3 separate regions of the Mus musculus genome follow, and regions 1 and 2 are each linked to region 3. The links are chromatin loops, found by intact Hi-C in ENCODE. Cell type or tissue: gastrocnemius. All regions are shown on one strand. Region 1 overlaps Prox2 (prospero homeobox 2). Region 2 overlaps Rps6kl1 (ribosomal protein S6 kinase-like 1). Region 3 overlaps Nek9 (NIMA (never in mitosis gene a)-related expressed kinase 9).

Evidence for each region. Hi-C counts contacts between places; a loop is a spot of excess contacts. Peaks named below come from ENCODE experiments on the same cell type or tissue, not always from the same donor. Only the 100,000 strongest peaks of a DNase experiment are listed, where the experiment ranks them.
Region 1: a loop joins it to region 3, with 6 times the contacts of the local background. A loop is called at or near these places in 9 of 42 quality-filtered maps.
Region 2: a loop joins it to region 3, with 7 times the contacts of the local background. A loop is called at or near these places in 22 of 42 quality-filtered maps.

Annotation. Positions count from the first base shown.
Region 1 is chr12:85,091,399-85,093,898 of GRCm38, forward strand. The region is part of intron 2 of Prox2 (prospero homeobox 2); the gene reads right to left. Among named protein-coding and RNA genes, the nearest start is that of Prox2, 4.4 kb to the right of the region's middle. In gastrocnemius, a CTCF peak has its summit at 1,015 (motif pointing right); a DNase peak (open chromatin) is centred at 1,039; H3K27ac peaks cover 338 bases.
Region 2 is chr12:85,141,417-85,143,916 of GRCm38, forward strand. The region is part of intron 4 of Rps6kl1 (ribosomal protein S6 kinase-like 1); the gene reads right to left. Among named protein-coding and RNA genes, the nearest start is that of Rps6kl1, 8.6 kb to the right of the region's middle. In gastrocnemius, a CTCF peak has its summit at 1,556 (motif pointing right); a DNase peak (open chromatin) is centred at 1,576; H3K27ac peaks cover 827 bases.
Region 3 is chr12:85,304,711-85,307,210 of GRCm38, forward strand. It overlaps Nek9 (NIMA (never in mitosis gene a)-related expressed kinase 9), which reads right to left. Exons shown (of 22, transcript NM_145138.2): 19 at 1,427-1,656; 20 at 753-914. Among named protein-coding and RNA genes, the nearest start is that of Zc2hc1c, 17 kb to the left of the region's middle. In gastrocnemius, a CTCF peak has its summit at 1,027 (motif pointing left); a DNase peak (open chromatin) is centred at 1,007; H3K4me3 peaks cover 738 bases; H3K27ac peaks cover 799 bases.

The DNA.
Region 1 (2,500 bases), 210 kb before region 3:
GCCAGCCAGGGCTACAGAGATAAGCACTGTCTCAAACAGACAAACCCTTGTGCTTGGCCACCAGATCCTGGGTTTGAAAGCTGCATCCTTATTCGCCTGTGTTGTGACCTGGACAAGTTCGTCTGCTCCTTGCCCCTGCCTCTCAGATACCTGGTCCTCCATCACACCCTTATCTGAGACACTGGGCCAAATGGAGTTGGGTTCAGAATTTCTGTTATTTTATAAAGGGCTAATGTGGTCCAGGGGGATGGGGGCTAAGTGGGAGAAAGTCTATAAATTGCCTCCAGTAAGTCACACCACCCAAGATATTTGTATTGCCCCTGGGGCTTCTAGAGTGTGGTGTGGTGTGGTATGGTGTGGTGGCAGATGTGTTTGTGACCCACTAAACACTGCCATCATCACCATCCTGCCTGGTGTTAGGGATGCATGGGGCTATGCACACTTGTACTTCGTGTGGCTCCCATGGCCCATAGAAAGCAAAGTGCATACCACAGGCAGCAGGATTCAGGGAAGGAATATTTGGAACCAGGCCTGGGCTAGGGCTGTCTTAGGATAGATCCCCAAACCTGAAGCTCATCCTCTTTGACCAGGCAGGGGCAAACACACACAGGGGCCTACCAATGTTGGCAGATTGACGGCAGTCTTCCGTGGGGTTGGAGATCTCTCATTGGATCAGAAACTCTGCTAGGCTAGCTGGCCAGCACGCTCTCAAGCAAGAGCAGCCTGACTTGTCATTGGGTTACAGGCATGTGCAGCTTTGCTATGTGGGTGCTGGAGATTCCAGCTTAGGCCTCCATGCTTGAGGAGTGAACACTCTTACCCAGAGAGCCATCTACCCAGGCTCAAAGGCCCAGACAGATAACATTTCCTTAGACCCAGTCTGTATAACAGGATATTCTTAATCCCATTGAGGGAATGGTAGAGAATAAAGTGATTTTTAGCTTTGCTTTTAGGATTCCATAGCCTTCCAGGGAAGTCTGAGCTTGGGGGTGTTCAATCTACTGCCGTAAACCAGCAGGGGGCGCTCATAGAACTTAAGAGACAGTGACTGGCGCTGGCCCCCCAGGGCTTAGAGCCTTGTAGCTAGCTAGCTGCTAGGTATACAGGTTTGTTTACACCTGAACTTCAGAGGTGTGAATCTGAAGGCTTCACAAGGCCAGTGAGAAGCTCTCAACCCTCAGCTTGCTTAAAAAAGAACAAAACAAAAACAAAAAAGCTTTCAGGTACACTAATTCTAAAAGATGCTGGTTGGAAGGTTCTTTAGCTCTTTAAGAGGTCAGACTTCCTATATTGTCTTGAAGCTTCACCTCTGACTTGAACACAGTAAAGGCCCCAGAAGTCTCACAGTTAAGAAACTAACCAAGCTACATATTTTTCTAATTTAATTTCTGGGGGTGGGGTGGGGGGTGGGGGGTGGGAGGGGAATGCCCTTAATGCCAGCACTTAGACAGGAGGCAGAGGCAGGTACATCTCTGAGCTTGAGGCCAGCTTGCTCTATAGAGTTCTAGGAGATCAAGGACTACACAGAGAAACCCTGTCTGGAAAAAGAAAAACAAAAACCAATATGCTGATGATTAAGGGGAACACTCCAGTGGGAGCTGGGGTGTGATAGAACACACCTTTAATTCCAGCACTTAAGAGGCAGAAGCAGGTGGCTCTCTGAGTTTGAGGCCAGCCTAATCTACAGACTGGGAACCAGGATATCTAGAGGTACTGTCTTGGGGAAAAAAATAATAAAAAGAAAGAAGTGGGGGAAAGCTACAGGTCATCTTAGATGGCTTGGAGTTCCCCATGGGAAATCTTTCATGTGCCCAGCCTTTCAGCTCTTGCTAGCTGCAGTTCCTGCCCCCCTTTTTTGTTTTGTTGTTTTCAGAGACAAGGTCTTTCTGCATGTTCCTGGCTGACCCGGAACTCACTGTGTAGACCAGGCTGTCCTCAAATTCTGCCTGCCTCTGCCTTCCAAGTACTGGGATCAAAGGCGTGTGCCACCACCGTACCTGAAGACTTCCCACCCTTCCAGCTGCTTGAGTTGGGGGGATCAAATTCTCTGAGGGAAACTACCCTTTCAGCCCTTCGTTTTTGGTCCCTTACATATTCACCATGACTTCCAGGACTGTGCAGACCTTCTGCGTTGAGGAACATGAGGTTGGGGAGGTCAGACCTCAGATGAGGTTGCTCCTTTGGCCTTCTCTGCCTGGGAGAATGGGCAGCTGCTAGCCCAATTATATGCAGAGTTCTTCCACCCATGGGGTGTTTCTCTTATTTTTGGAAGCCCATATGAGTTTAAGCAAAACAAAACTATTTCCGACCCAAAGGAGCACTCGGTTACAGCAGACTCTGATGGGTCGTTAAGTAAACGTATCTTCCCAAAATACTTCAATCCTAGACTACGGTTTCCACTTAGTTATGAAATTAGTAGGCTTTGAGGCTCGAGGAAGGTAGGCCAGAAGCATATTAAGTAGAACTTAAAAAAGCCAGGCATCGTAGCTCATGCTTATAA
Region 2 (2,500 bases), 160 kb before region 3:
AGAACAAAACAAAACAAAAACCAGAAAAACAAAACCCCCAAATGCGTTAAGAGCCTGAGGCGTCTGAGAATGTGGTTCCAGATCAGGACGGCTGCCTTCAGCAGGCTCCACACACTCCAGGAATTTCTCTTCTTTGCTACACTTCTTTTGAAATAAAGTGGGTGCAGTTGTGCACACCAGTCACCTGTCCTTTGACAGTAGCCGTCTCCTTCTCGGGGTGGCTTCGGTAAGTGGGGAGCTGGGTCCACATTGCTAGACAGTGGTGAAAAACAAAGCCTAGGAATGGAGTAGGGGGAAGAGCCCTGCAGTCTTTTTTAATGGTACTGGGCCTCCTGCTCACCAGGCTAGAGCTCTGTTACTGACTTATATCCCCCCAGCTCAGGGCCCTGGTTCCCGAGCTTGGGCAAATAAGCTGACTTTTTTAACTACCAAAGAGGGATTAGAAATGTCCAGCTTTGCTATATCGCTGGTTTGTTAGGCTGTAAATAGGAGAGTCCTTAATGAAGCCATGATGATATTACATGCTTGCCAAGTCACGCACCTTCTCTGAACCTTGTGCTTGTTTCTGAGTTGTGCTTGCGTGCGTGCGTGCGTGCGTGCGTGTGTGTGTGTGTGCATGTGTGTGTGCGCGCGCATGGGTGTGCGTGCATGCGTGTGTGTGTGCGTGTGCACGCACGCATGGGTGTGCATGTGTGCGCGCGCGTGTGTGTGTGCATGTGTGTGTGCACGCGCGCATGGGTGTGCGTGCGTGCGTGTGTGTGTGTGTGCGCATGCATGGGTGTGCATGTGTGTGCGCGCGCGCGTGTGTGTGTGTGTGTGCATGTGTGTGTGCACGCGCGCATGGGTGTGCGTGCGTGCGTGCGTGCTTGCGTGCGTGTGTGTAGAGACCAGGCTTGAGGATGCTGGTGTCTTCTTCCTAAGCCACTCTCCATCTTACTTTTTGAGGCAGTCTCTCGCTGAACTTGGAACTCACCTCTCTGGCTAGGTTGGCTGGCCAACAAGCTCCTGCCTACCGCCTCAGGATTGGAGTTACAGACATGCACCCTACTATGTCTAGCTTTGTACGTAGTTGCTGGGAATCAAACTCAGGTCTTCATGTTTGCATGGGAAGTTCTTTGCCAACTGAGCCTTTTCCCTAAGCTGCCTAAAAATGGGGGTCTCAGCAGTTCGTGCTTTCTGACGTCATTGTGCTTGTTGGTAAAAGCAAAGACTCCAAGTGTCAAATCCTCCTCAGCCCTGGTAATTACCAATGTCATTGTAGCAGAAACAGACACTGCTCATTCAGTGCTAAGGGCTTCGAACGGCTCACTTCACCGTGTTCTCCTACCAGCTTTCCTGGTGAAATTGAGGTTCTGAAACGTGAAACCACTCACTTTCAAGCCTACTGCTAAAAGGCTGTAGCATCAGAATTTGAATACAGACAGTCTGACCGTAGAGAGGGGTGAAAGTGCCTGCCAGGCTGGGCCTTATTTTCTCCATAATCAGGAAAGCAAAAGCAGGGGCTAGGCTCGCCCCACCCCTCCTTCCTATACCAGGGCACCTACACCAGAGCAGCAGTATCCCTTTTGACCACAAGAGGTCGCCCTCTAATGGCTAACTCACCTAACTCAGGGTGGCCTTGGCTCCCTGACCAAACTTGTGCAATGTTTGAAGACAGAGGCAGAAAACACTGGGTTCATTTAGGAAAAGATTCCCATAAGTATTGCCCCCCAGTTAGTTCCCCACCATCCTTCCCCAAGTGGTATTCCCCGCTACCACCTCCTTGGCCAAGTCCTCTGATTTACAGTCTGAAAACTCAGTCAAGGATCGGAGCCAGAAATTAAGTAAGGACCCATGGTGTCAAAAACCTGTGTATTCAAAACATACTCTGCCCTACTTTCTTTTGGAAGGAATTAGACCAAAACATTAACAACGACTACTCTGAAGTTAGGTGGGGCAGTGAATTGATTTCTTTTCCTTTTTCCTTTTTGGTTATACACTCTCCACTCTCACAGAATACTTCCAGCAGAGCGAACATTTTCCCATTGATACAACCAAGCAGGCAAGCACACACATCCTCTCCCTCTGATAAGTGGCCCAGAGGACAGAAGAGCCAACACCTGACTCCCTGGATCTTAGTTGTTCTCTCTCTCTGATCATTGTTAAGGGGCTGGAGATGTAGGTTGCTCGGGAGAGTGCTTGCATAGCACGCATGAAACCCTGGGTTTGCTCCTCAGCATCAACTGGGAACAGTGATACGCACCTGTCACCTCAGACTCAGGGATGAAGGCAAGAAAATCAGGAGTTCAAGGTCATTCTTGGCTACGTGGCAAGTGTGAGGTCATCCTGGGTTACATGAGATGCTGTCTAAAAAGTGCGGGCAATTATGAAAACACAGCACTGCCAAGCACAGCTTTCCCTGCCTTGTGCACTGGGGAAGCCGTCGACCCCAGTGGTGGTGGAGCCCATCAACGGAGACACAGAAAACTAGGTTTTAATTAATCCACAAATGGGAGCACAG
Region 3 (2,500 bases):
CACAAAATGGCCTTTAAGCTATGTTTACACAGCATTATGTATATACAGATATTCCAAAATACACCAAAATGTGAGATTGAAAGACTTCTGGGTCCCACTCATCTGGGCAAGAGACACTCAATCTGCATCTGTGACTGCTTTGTGCTATGACGTCAGAGCTGTAGCTGCAAAGGGTTAAACAGCCCACAAAGTCATGTGACGATGCCGTGGCTTCTCTAGATCTGTGGTGCCCTCTGGTTTAGAACTGATTTACAGTTTCACTTCTACCCAGGCTGGCTGTATGCTGTTCTTTCAGCAGACTCCAGGCATTGCTTCTTACATACAGCTCAGCTAACACTCATGGTGCCATTAAAACTGAGTTTGGAGCCTAGGAACGTGGCTATCTGTGAAGAGTTTGCTTAGCATGTAGAGAACCCTGGGCTGGACCCCACACTGCATAACTGGGTGTGTGGCACATGTCTATATCATCATCTGGGAGGGAGATAGAGGCAGGAGTAACAGAGGTTAAAGGTCATCCTCCATCCTTGGCTGGGCTACAGAACCTGCCCCATAAAGAAACAAACCGTCACAACAAAAAGACCATTTGGAAATTCATGGTTCAGCTTAGTACTCCTGAGGAAGAAAGGAAGAAATGACCCTCTTGTGCTGGAAGGCAGAGCGGCAACTGCCAGGACAGTGCAGCACTGGCCCCGAAAGTGAGAGGACATGATGAAGCCAGGAGAGCCCAGGCACAAACAGCCACTGTCAGTTACCCAGGCTCCTGCTGCACGCTGGGGCTCCGGAGGAACTTCAGATGCGACCTTGAGTCCCTGCAGCTCTTCATAGGGCAGCGTGTCCTTCTCAGACTGTGAAAACGCCGCACTTAAGGGAGCGGGGCTGTCAGGCATGGGAATGAACTCTGCGTTTTCCAGCTCCTAGGCAGACAAGAAAGAATCTCACCAGTTTGGCTGCAGCAAGTTCCTTTCTCCCACGGTCTTTGTAGCTTTCACTTTCACGCTGCTGTGACAGCAGCGCCCTCTAGTGGTACAGAATGGTGGCTGACCACATATATTGCCTAACCTGGAACCAAACTTCAGCGATGCTAGCTCAAGTTCAGCAAGTTGTATCTGGTTCATTTCCCAACACAATTCTACACACACTGTCTGCTGGTCAGGAAGCTTGACGGCAAGGCACTGAGGCCTCCTTCCAGGCTGCCTTTAGTCCCAGCACTTGGGAAACAGAGACAAGTGGAACTCTTTGAGTTCTAAGCCTGCCAGGACTACAAACTGAGACCCCGTTTTAAAACAAAACACAGATGTCTTCACGGGTGGGAAAGTGAAGCCTTGACTCCTGTCTCAATTAGTAGGGCACTAGAAACTGAGACCTTGGCAGCCCTCACTAGCTCCTGTCACAGGCTTATCTGAAGCATCTGTTCTGAGGGCATTACCTTCCGAAGCCAGCCAGGACAGGAGCTGCTAGCCCCACAGCTGTTTCCCACGGCCTCCGTGGGACTGATTAAGCCTTCCATCCCACGGTCTGCTTCCATTGTTCCTCGGAAGCCTCCGCTTGGATCTGGAGTTTCAGATTCCTGTTGACTGTCTTCCTCTTCACCCCCGCCGCCGCCGCCACCACCACCACCACCACCAATGCCACCTCCTGGGCTGGAGCTCTGAACCACTGGTAGATGTGTAGCATAGGAAAGAAAGAGCTTCGTTAGGCCACAGAGATTTAGCATCTGACACCTCATTCACCCCCACAGAAGGTCCTAGAATTGCACAAAGTGGAACGTTCAAACAAATATTTGAGACTAAATTGTTTTTACATAGATAGCATTTGAATTTGTAAAAATTATTCTAAAAAGATTTTTTAAAAAAAATTTTATGGGTATGGGTGGTTTCAGCTGCATGTATGTCTGGTACCATGCACATGCATTGCCCTTGGAGGCCAGAAGAAGGTGTCAGATCCTCTGCAACTGGAGTTACAGATGGTTGTCAGCAGTCATTTGAGTGCTAGGAACCAAACCCCAGTTCTCTGTAAAAGCAACAGGCACTCTTAACTGCTGGATTGTTTTTCCAGCTCCACAGTATTTTTAAGTTATCACATTGATTTATTATGTGTGTGGATGTGGGCATGTGTGTATACACTGTACTGTAAAGGTTAATTCTCTTTTTCTATCACGTGAGTCCCAGGACTGAACTCAAATTGTCATGATGGCAGTATAAGCCTTTCATCATGAGCCATCTTATGGGCCTACATTTTTTCTTCCTCTTCTCTCTCTCTTCTCTCTCTCTCTCTCTCTCTCTCTCTCTCTCTCTCTCTCTCTCTCTCTCTCTCCTTATTTTGGCTTTTTGAGACAAAGTTTCTTTGTGTAGCCCTAGCTGTACTGGGACTTGCTCTGAAGATCCGGCTGGCCTCTGGAACTCAGAAATCCGCCTGCCTCTGCCTTCCAAGTGCTGGGATCAAAGGTGTGCGCCACCAACACCCAGTTTACAAATTTTAATTCTTGAGACAGGAAGGATCC